Linked DNA regions of Homo sapiens: region 1 is linked to region 2. A link is a contact called in ENCODE Hi-C or POLR2A ChIA-PET data. All regions are on one chromosome and are shown on one strand. Each heading gives the region's core, a stretch centred on a gene start or an enhancer-like site at or near the end of the contact. The rest is flanking DNA. Distances are from core to core; before and after follow the strand shown. Region 1 overlaps C5 (complement C5). Region 2 overlaps TRAF1 (TNF receptor associated factor 1).

Region 1 (5,763 bases), core at 1,795-4,294, 46 kb before region 2:
GTCTGTTTTGTCTTCTGATTCAAACAGTGTAATATTAATTTTTTCTCTTTCAGAGGGATAGAAATGTGATTTAAAAAATTAGGAAAAAAATATAAAAGATTCTCTCAAAAACAGCCCCTACTCTCTTACTTAGAAAAATCACATTTACCTAACAAAATCCATTATCAGCTAGATTCTCAACTCAAGCTGCACATTGAAGTCAGCTGGAGAGCTCTTAGAGCTGTCCAAATGTCCCGGGCTCCAGAGGTCATTCTAATGGTAGCCAGGGTTGAGAACCACTGATGTTAAACCCTCTCCCAACTAAATACCGAGGCCTCAATTGGCCACTGTATTAGTTTCCTGTTATTGCTAGGTAACAATTTATTGCAAATGTAATGGTTTAAACCAACACAGTTTTACTATCTTGCAATTCTAGAGGTGAGAAGTCCCAAAATCAAGGAGCTGGGTAGGGCTGTATTCCTTCTGGAAGCTCTAGAATTTCTTTGCCTATTCCAGATTCTAGAGGCTACCTGTGTTCTTTGGCTTGTGGCCCCTCTCTGTCTTCAATACCAGTGTCACAGCATCTTCCAATCTGACTGTGACCTCTGCTTCCATCATCACACCTCCTTCTCTGACTCTCCTGCTTCCTTTCCTCATAAAGATTCTTGTCTTTACATTAGGCCTGCACAAATAACCCCCTATCTCAAATCCTTAATTTAATCACATCTGTAAAGTTCTCTTTGCCACATAAGGTAACATATTCACAGGTTCAGGGGATTAGGACATGGACACCCTTGGGGGCCATTATTCTGCTTACCACAGCCACCATCCTAAAACATTTATGAAAGTGTAGGTTTTTTGCCGGGTACAGTGGCTCATACTGTAATCCCAACACTTTGGGAGGCCAAGGAGAGAGAATTGCTTGAGCCCAGGAGTTCAAGAACAGCCTGGGCACCATAGCCAGACCCCATCTCTACAGCAAATTTTAAAAATTAGCCAGACATGGTGGCACACACTTGTAGTCCCAGCTACTCAGGAGGCTGAGGCAGGAGGATTGCTTGAGCCCAGGAGGTTGAGGCTGCAGTGAGCTGTGACCACGCCACTGCACTCCAACCTGGACGAAAAATTGAGACCTTGTCTCCAAATAAAAAAAAAAAGAAAAAGAAAAGAATATGTAGGTATTTGAAAATATGTATATACTTTTGGCTTTGGTGATCACACAGTGTGATCAGAGAGTGGTAGAGCCAGGACTGAAACACAGACTTCTTCCCTGTTCTTTCCATCGTCCCTCAGTCCTTTCTATTGTGTTCTATTTTCTTAACTCTTGTATTGTCAATAACAGTGATATCTGTGGATGGCATTTTGCTGATTTTACTTATAATCATGCACCCAGTGTGGATAACTTGGAAATTCAATAGTGTTGTGCAAAAGATGAGAGCTGAGAAGGACCTTAGGGATGATATCATAATCCTCTTGTTTTGGAAATGAAGAAACTAAGACCCAAAGAGATAAAGTCGCCTGCCAAATGCTCACAGAGTTAGAGGCAGAGCTAGGGGCTCAAATCCCCAACCTCTGATGTTCAATCCAGTATCTAAACCACATCTTTTTTTTTTTTTTTTTTGAGATGGAGTTTCACTCTGTCTCCCAGGCTGGAGTGCAGTGGCGTGATCTCGGCTCACTACAACCTCCACCTCCCAGGTTCAGGTGATTCTCCTTCCTCAGCCTCCCGAGTAGCTGGGATTACAGGCACATGCCACCATGCCTGGCTAATTTTTTTATTTTTAGTAGAGATGGGGTTTCAGCATGTTGGCCAGGCTGGTCTTGAACTCCTAACCTCAGCTGGTCTGCCCACCTTAGCCTCCCAAAGTGCTGGGATTACAAGCCTGAGCCACCACGCTCAGCCTAAACCACCTCTTTCAATCAGTGTAATCTAAGACCACTAATCCCAAGGAACAGCACATAGTTTCTCCCTGCCTCCCTCCCAGCTGTTTCCCAGTCTTCTCTATGTCCCAAGCCCAATCGCTTCTTAGGATTCCTTCACTATTCAGCCCTATTTCCTTCCTCATCAGCATTTCTTCCTTCCAGCATTTCCTACTTCCTTCTGTGGCCAGTCCCTGCTCTCTGTTCCCGCTCAAACATCTTTCCTCATTCCCTAATGTCTTTCCAGTAAGGTCGCCCTTTCCCAGGCAGCTTCTTTCCCCCTAAATGCCATTCCTACCCTTGGGCACCTACCAGCTGGGGAGGAGCATGATCACAATTACCTTTAAATTTGTAACAGTTGTCAAAGGGAAGTGTAAGCAAACTTCTGGGCAGAGCTCGAATCAGTGCCTGGGACCCTACAGGGAGGCATCTAGACTTGCAATAAAGAAGAGCTCTCTGATAGGGTGAGACACCTGTGGGATAGCCTCTACCAGTAAGAACTCCAGTGACCTTCAGGAAATCAGTTTACTTCTCCAATCCTCTTCTATAAAGCAAAGATATTGCACTACCTTATCTCAAGTTTTCTGCCAGTTCTAATTATCCACAATTCTGCCGTACAGAAAAAAGCTGTTATCAAAAATTCATTCATTTGACTTCATTGTCAGGAGGCCTAATTCCAGATTATCAATATACAAAAGAAAGCAAGGAGAAATGCAATCTTGAATAGTCTATCCTTTGGTTTTTACAAATTGGGGACAAAATGTTCCAGAAAGGCGGGTGGAATATGCTTTTGGCTCTGTTGACACTGAAGTTAGGTTGGGTAAATTCCAAAAGGAACTGTGTAGTACTTATTCATGTAGGAACTTCTTTGCCTTCAAATATTCTCTCTCCTGATTAAAAAATGCCAGCATGAAGTTTCTGTGTTCAGAGGGTCTCTTTCGTGTATTTACCTTTTTACAACCTCTCTGTTGTATTCCTAAGAAAAGAAAAAAGGATTTCATTTCCCTCACAACAAAATGCCTTTGGGGAAGATTGCTGGTTTTGGCAGCAGGCAAAGGGCTTCTTGAAAGGAGGATTTCTGTTCCACCATTGAAACAGTCTCCATGGCAACCAGTCATCAAGGCTCCAGCAACCTTTTCATAGACACTCTCCACTCGGGAGGCCCTTTTCCATCCTGCTGACAAAGTGTTTGCATCTGTGAGCAAGAGTGCTCTGCTTCTACCCATCCAATTAGGGAGATGTTCGGATGTCACATTAGAGTTCCAAGTGTTTTATATTCTGTTCTAAATTGTTAATTTGGTGAAGAATAGGGTTAAATTTTTATGAGTCAGAGATTTTAGAATACTTTTCTTTATTGTGGCAAATATTACATCTATGACTTCTAATGGGGACTGCTTTTATTTATTTATTTATTTATTTATTTATTTATTTATTTATTTTTGAGGCAGAGTCTTGCTCAGTTGCCCAGACTAGAGTGCAGTGGTGCGATCTCAGCTCACTGCAACCTCTGCCTCCCAGCCTCAAGCCATTCTCGTGCCTCAGCCTCTTAAGTAGCTGGGATTACAGGTGTGAGCTACCACAGCCAGCTAATTTTTGTATTTTTAGTAGAGAAGTGGTTTCACCATGTTGGCCAGGCTGGTCTCGAACTCCTGGCTTCAGCTGATCTGACTCAGCCTCTCAAAGTGCTGGGATGACAGGTGTGAGCCACCGCACCCAGCTGGGACTGCATTATATATGCTCTATGAGGTGTCATTGAGGAAAAGATATGCCCTGACCCCTCACTAACTTGCTTAGTATCTCCTCTTCCACCAACATTCATACCTGTAGGTGAGATCAATTCATTTTACCCCTTATGAAGCTGTCTTTTAATTTCTTCCTTTAATCCTGACTGCTCTCCCAAGCTTCACTCTCAAACATCCAGCTGCCTTTCAAGCATCTTGAGGTGAGGCTGGAACCTGAAATCAACTTTTACAGAATCACACTCCGTCTGTCTCTGCCCCAGCCTCAGCCCCGCCAGCCTGTCTCTTTTATGTCTTCTAACATCTCTTAATGGTAGCTCTAAGCCTCTGCCACCCAAAACCAAAGCCTGGGAATTATAAAGATAAATTTAAAACACAAACTTATACTTCTTCACAGTTAATTTTACAAATAAGAAAATGAGCTTAGAAAGGGGAAATGATTTGTGGGAATCTCAGAACTGGAATAAAACCCAAGTTTCCTGATTCTCCATTTCAGTATTCTTTTCTCTCTTACAAAACAAAAACAAAAACAAAACCCTCCCATTGTGCCCTTTTTGCATTTCCGCTTAAATTCCTACTAGCAGAATTCCTACTGAAAGGACAGTCCTTGAAACATTTTCTATATAAAGTAGCTATTATGGGAAATATAGAAAATAGAGAAAAGCATGAAAAAGAAAAGAGATAATTGCTTATAATCTCACCATCCAAAGTAGCTACTAATATTTGTGGGTTTGTTTGTTTGTTTGTTTGCTTTTAAAGAGGGATTCTCACTCTGTCGTCCAGGCTGAAGTGCAGTGCTGCGATCTCGGCGCACTGCAACCTCCGCCTCCCAGGTTCAAGCAATTCTCCTGTAGTTAGGATTACAGGTGTGTCCCACCAAGCCCGGCTAATTTTTTTTGTATTTTTAGTAAAGACGGAGTTTCACCGTGTTAGCCAGGCTGGTCTTGAACTCCTGACCTCAAGTGATCTGCCTGCCTTGGCCTCCCAAAGTGCTGGGATTATAGGCGTAAGCCACCGTGCCTTGCCTTAGTGTATTTTCTTCCAGCTTTTCCTGGACATGTTTATTGAATCTCTTTTCAACATACAACTGATTTTTTCCTTGGAATATGCTTCATTAGAAAATGAACTAACGTGAGAATCCAAAGACCTGGATTCTTCTGTAGCTCTGCATGAATTAGCCATGTGACCTTGAACCAGTGCCTTACTCTCATCCTGAGTTTCCCCAGCTAGTTAGCTTGGTGTGGATGACTTCTGTGTTCCAGTAGAGTGGTCTGTTGAGATTATTGATCAAGTGAGGAAAGAGAATAGATGACTCAAAGATCTCTTGCAACTCTAAAGTCAGAGATTTTAACCCATACATTGTAGAAAAGCAAATAAATGGAGACCCAAATTTAAAAATTAAGGTCTACTAAGGAAGAGTGTCCTTTCTTAAAGACTCTTATTCACTTATTTATTATATTTTCTAACCTCTTTTTTATTTTAGCTACAAGCCCAGCAGGGAAGAATCATCATCTGGATCCTCTCATGCGGTGATGGACATCTCCTTGCCTACTGGAATCAGTGCAAATGAAGAAGACTTAAAAGCCGTATGTGTTTTCTTTTAAATCGTGTTGTGAATGCTTCATTTTCTTTTCTGAATTATTTTATAGACAATTTTACTTTCTTTCATTTGAATATACCACTTTTATAGAATCACCCAGAATATTTTTTTTTTTTTGGAGGTGGATTTTCACTCTTGTTGCCCAGGCTGGAGTGTGATGCAGTCTTGGCTCATTGCAACCGCACCTCTCGGGTTCAAGTGATTCTCCTGCCTCAGCCTCCCGAGTAGCTGGGATTACAGGCATGCACCACCACACCTGGCTAATTTTTTTGTATGTTTAGTAGAGACGAGGTTTCTCCATGTCAGTCAGGCTGGTCTCGAACTCCTGACATCAGGGTGATCCACTGGCTTTGGCCTCCCAAACTGCTGGGATTACAGGCGTGAGCCACCAGGCCTGGCCAGAATATTCTTTTCAAAACATAATTAACCTAAGTTTTGATTTATCAAAGTGAAGCAGAAGCATACACTAGCATGCTCTGTAAAATATGAGTTTATATGCTAATGTGTTCAGACTTTTTCAAGAAG
Region 2 (5,015 bases), core at 1,587-4,086:
GGACACATGAAAATTATATAAAATTGAGTACTTGCAACAAAGACTTCATAGCCCAAAATATTTACTATCCACCCCTTTACATAAAAAAGGTTAGCAAACTCCTCATCTAGATGGTTCTGTCTGCCTCTGTTTGCCTTTAGGTGGGGAGAGACCATTATCAGCTCACGTCCTGAGCTCTGTCAAACGGTGCTTCTAGGAATAAGAGACACATTTGGAAGTGTGATAGGCCAGAGAGACATTTTCAGGAGCTACAATTTAGAACCCTGGCCCTCCCAAGCTGGAAGGACCCTCATAGGTTACATGTCCTGCTCAGAGGTTCCCACATGCTATCCAGAACTGATCCATTCCCACCAGCTCATGACAAAATGATAAAAATAAGGCAATTCTATAAATCAGTTTATGTAAACTAAATTCTTTCCATTTATAAAACCAAACTTTTACTCTGAGATTGCGTCTGTCCTATGCATGTCTTTATATAAATGAAAGGATGTAATCGTAGATGATAGTTTTTGGCAAAGCCTTTGCTAAGTAAAATTAAAAAGATGACAATCTCTTTGTTAATCTCTCAATTTAAAAAAAAACACACTCGTATTGGTCCACGAATCCAAACAGGCAGGAGTCACTGCTCAAAATCAAATCCTCTTGTTTACACACGGGGCCCTGAGACCTGCAGAGGAGTCTCGTTGCTCAGCCGCCCTCTCTACCTCCACTGGGAAGTGCCTGGCTCCTTTCAGCCAAAGCCCTCTTCTTGCAGCAAACTGTGGCCCAGGGATCAGGAGCCTGATGTCCAGGGGTGGTTCTGCATAATTCTCTGCTTGGCTAGCAGCAATTCCCAGGCCCTGTTTCTGTATCTGTAAAATGAGGATATTAAGTCAGCTCTGCAAGGCCTTTCCAGGATCTGTGATGTCCAGACCGTGATAGCAGTGCTGGCAGGGCAGCTATCCCCCTACCGCTGGACCAGAGGCAGGCGAGTGTCCACACCTCCTTCTCCTTTCTCTGAGCTGGTCCCTCTCATTCAGAGAGTTCAGGGGAATTTCCTGTCCCACCCAGAGCTGGTTTTGAGCACTCTCCCATCTGCTTCTCAGCAACCTCTCCATCGGCAGGCCCTCAGAGAGTAAGAGTAAGGACCAAATGCATGTTCTTGGAACTTTACACTCTGCAACGTGGTAAGAGTTAATATGATATGCTGCTCCGTGGAGTAACTCCCTGAGCCTCACTGTTTGGCTCTTGGTGGATCGGCTGTGAGACACAAGCAGACCCTCAACTCTGTGAGCCACTATGCCTCACTTGCAAAAGGCCCTTACCTGCTTGAATGCTCTAGGACTGTTGTTTTTAGCTTGTTTTATTCTTTCCTCTTAACAAAATTAATACACATTTATTGTGTAAATCTTAGATCACATAGATATTTTAATATCTCCTAATCCAATGGCTTTTTTTCATCTTTTTCAATCAGATGAAAGTAAAAGCATTCTGATGGAGGGGGATCCTGGAGCCCCGACCTGTTAATTGCCCCATTTCTTTCTCCTATCCGAGCCCCTAAGAGGTTCTGGGGACTCCTAGGGCCCTGCAGAGCACAGTTTGAAACTTGCTGCCTTAAGCCAAGTGAAGGCACTATAATTCATGGTAGAATTATAGGCACCCTAACAGGCTACAGGATGGGAGAGGAAGCTGCCTGTATTTGGGAGCAAAGAAGCCTTCTTTAATGCGGGCAGACCTCTGAGAGGCATCAGCCCCCTCCCCTCCCTGCTGGCTTCCCCACCTCGTGGAGTCATGGACTTCTGGTGAAAAGCTGGGGTGGGGAGGGGCGGTAAGTCATGGTCTGATCACCTACACAAAGCCACATAGGGGAAGGACCAGGGACTCCTCTGACTTTTGCCCCAGTGGGAACTTTGGGGGACTTTTGACCAAAGGAAAGTGGCTGATGATAAGTCACCACTTTGCATGTGTGGTAATTCCTAAGTTTGCCTGCACATCTGGGGCAACCTGGGAAATGGAGGCAGGGTGGAGGGCTGAGGACCAGCCCTCCTTGCAAACACTTCCCATGCCATCTGCTTATCAGTTTGTCCCCAGCCTGTGACTTCATTAGATGATTATCTCCCAAAGAAGTGCCCAGAGCCATGGACTGATTACCTAATGTAAGAAGCAGATATTAGAGGATTAATGTTGACCTAGTTAGAGACTTGATACTTGCCTGGCGTGATCTTCCTGTAGAAGTGACAGTGAAGGAGGGGATGCCAGGGGGCTGGAGATAATCTTCAGTCCTGTCTGCTGAGGATCAGCAAATGGGATTGTTTCTCCCACCCCCTCCCCCTGAGGCCCATTCAAGAAGGTCAAAAGCAAGCTGACAACTGATGCCAGTAGCTCACAGTAAAGCCTTAATTTGTCTAGACTCAGAAAGTGACAAGGGTTTAAGCTGTCTAGTCCAATTTCTGTTCTGTACTGGATTCATGCTACGTGGCTCCATGTCCTTCCAATGGCAGAGAGGTCATTACTCCATGAAACAACCACACCTACCCTGGGGAGCTCTGAGTGATGCAACATTCTCCTCTTTCTTTGTACTGAGCTGAAGTCTGTCTGTCTCCCTTGAGGTCACAAAAGGCAACTTAGCCTCCTATCCCTGGAGTCAGTCCTGCCTCCATGGAAAGACACTGAGCAGTCTTTCCCCAGTCTCTGTGCATTTGGGGTAAATGCGCTTCTGTTTATCTGTGTTCCTTGAAGTGTGATACCTGGGAATAAACCCCCAAACCTTACACTTCTGAGCTTGACAGTGTTCATCTGTAATCGCCCCGATCCTGTGACATCCTGTGTGGTGGGTGGCGGTGATAGCCCTATTTTACCAATAGGTAATATTTTGAGGCTCCATGAGGAGGTGTGCCTGGACCAAAGTCACACAGCAAGTGGGAGGCAAAGCCAGGCTCTAACCCATGGCTCCTGAGCTGGTGGCATCTTCTCTATGCTGCCTCTACACAAGGAATCCTCCCCTAAATGTTTCATACCTGCTTAAATAACACAGTCAGGCTTTAGTGCAGGAGTCCACCAAGTGCTATGGGAAAAACAGGAATGGGCAAGACTATGTTCAACCAGGAGAATCAGGCAGGGCTTCCTGGAGGAGGTGGCGGTCGAGCTGAGCAGAGGCTGACAGAGAGTAAACCGGCCCAGTTACAGAGGAGGGCAGGAACGGGCGGACAGTGGCAGACTGACCAAGCTCCCCATGTGACTGTAGAGCACCCCCTCAGCACCAGCTGAGACCTGAGTCACAGCAGCCCCTCCGGGCATCCCTGACCTCAGCCCAGTGTGGGGGTAGGCAGTGCCTGGCCTGCTCAGATCCTCTTTGTTCTGTGCAGGGGCTGCAGAGGTGGCACTCATGCTCCCAGCACCCTCTTAACAGTCACATTCCCGGAGGCCCCAGGTCTCAGAATGGGGCCCCCCGCTAGGGCCCACTGTGACCCCACCACAAAGGGCCTGGGTAGCCAGGGTGGCCGGAAACACCACACACGCAGAGACTCCTCAGACCCAGACAGAAGAACGAGTGTTCCCTCAGGGCTGGGAATCTGTTTTCTCTGTTTCTGTCTCCTCCTCGGAGGAAATTCCACTGCACACTTTATTTTTAGCAATTTGCAAGCAGTGAGGCCACTCACACAGGGGCCACTTGTGACACCAGACAGGGTTGGCCCAGGACAGATCCTCTGTTCTTCTCCTGCAATGCAGTCTGATTCCTGATTCCCTCTCCTGTCCCCTCGGTCCCTGGCCTTTGAGTGAGGCCACCCCAGGCAAGGACACTATGGTGGGGAGGACGGAGCCTGCACACGGACTCCAGGCTCCTGGGCTCCCCTCGCCTGCCCCGTTGCCTCCTGGAAGTCACTGATCGCCCCTGGGCTTCGGCTTCTCCACCTACCCGAGGGAAGCAGAACCTCAGAGCCCCAACCTCCCCCTCATGGCTGTGAGGATCTGATGGGACAGTGTCTACATGAGTGCCAGGAGAGCAGCAAGCCCATGCAGGGGCTCACAACTGTGAGAGAGAATGCACAGGTGTGCCCAGCTCCTCTGCTCACAAGCTCAGCATGACCTTAAGCCATTCCCTCTGTTTCTGCCTGTGTTAAGGTGACTCTAATACAGCCCCACCTGCCTCAGATGATTGTCACAGGGATCCTATGGGACAACATTCAAACATATTTTGGTCCTGTTCATTTAGGAATGTTCCTCACCACCTTGAGGAAATCCAGTGGGAAAATGGAGTTTTAGAGAGTTCATTGTTAAAGAGTTTGTGATGTGAGGATTAAATGAGATACATGTATATGACAGCCACTGAGGGATTGGGACTGGGAGATGTCCCGGGGCAGTGCTTAATCCACAGGAATAAGAATACTAATTAGTAGTAATACTAGTAGTATTACTACTATTAGTATTATTAGTGTTATTAGTAGCAGTAGTATTCAACAAGTATTCAGTAGTAGTATGGAATAATTTCAATAAATATGAGCCATTATTACTATTAATTTATTATTAGTAATAATGGCTCATATTTATTGAACACTGTGTTAGGCAGAATAATGTCCTCCAAAGATGTCCACATGTGAATCCCCAGGACCTGTGAGTATGTGACCTCACATGGCTCTATGCATTTGCCAGGGCTGCCATAACAAAGTGCACAGACTGGGTGGTGTAAACAACAGAAATGTATTTCCTCGCAGTTCTGGAGGCCAGAAGTTCAAGGCACGGTATTGGCGAGTTGGTTTCCTCCAAGGCCTCTCTCTTTGCCTTGACATGGCTGTCCCCTCCCTATGTCTTCATGTGGTCCTTCTTCAAATTTCCCCTTCCTAAAAGGATACCAGTCACATTGCATTAGGGCCCACCCCCAATGACCTCATTTTAATTTAATTAGCTCTTTAAAGGCCCTGTCTCCATATTCTGAGATACTGGTGGTTAGGACTTCAACATCTGATTTGGGTGGGGGTTGCTGAGCCCATAACAATGGCAAAACAGACTCTGCAGACACGATTAAATGAAGGATTCTG

The links. Hi-C counts contacts between places; a loop is a spot of excess contacts on that map. ChIA-PET counts read pairs that join two places held with the same protein, here RNA polymerase II (POLR2A). Pooled maps may share reads with other maps.
Region 1: a loop to region 2 is called in a pooled map, with 2.0 times the contacts of the local background. The contact joins two enhancer-like sites. A Hi-C loop is called at or near these places in 1 of 168 maps with a recorded cell type or tissue (body of pancreas) and 3 of 50 pooled maps. POLR2A ChIA-PET finds 5 or more read pairs at or near these places in 2 of 52 experiments (A673 and WTC11).

What each region holds. Positions count from the first base shown.
Region 1 is chr9:120,963,097-120,968,859 of GRCh38, reverse strand. C5 (complement C5) reads left to right here. Exons shown (of 41, transcript NM_001735.3): 34 at 5,122-5,224. Among named protein-coding and RNA genes, the nearest start is that of C5-OT1, 13 kb to the right of the region's middle. RefSeq lists a silencer at 5,386-5,569. Within about 2 kb of position 3,044, at least 5 of the 41 ENCODE cell types and tissues checked have a DNase peak (open chromatin) inside an H3K27ac peak, as active enhancers do.
Region 2 is chr9:120,917,817-120,922,831 of GRCh38, reverse strand. All of the region lies in intron 3 of TRAF1 (TNF receptor associated factor 1), which reads left to right. Among named protein-coding and RNA genes, the nearest start is that of TRAF1, 6.5 kb to the left of the region's middle. RefSeq lists enhancers at 2,049-2,118, 3,318-3,467. Within about 2 kb of position 2,836, at least 12 of the 41 ENCODE cell types and tissues checked have a DNase peak (open chromatin) inside an H3K27ac peak, as active enhancers do.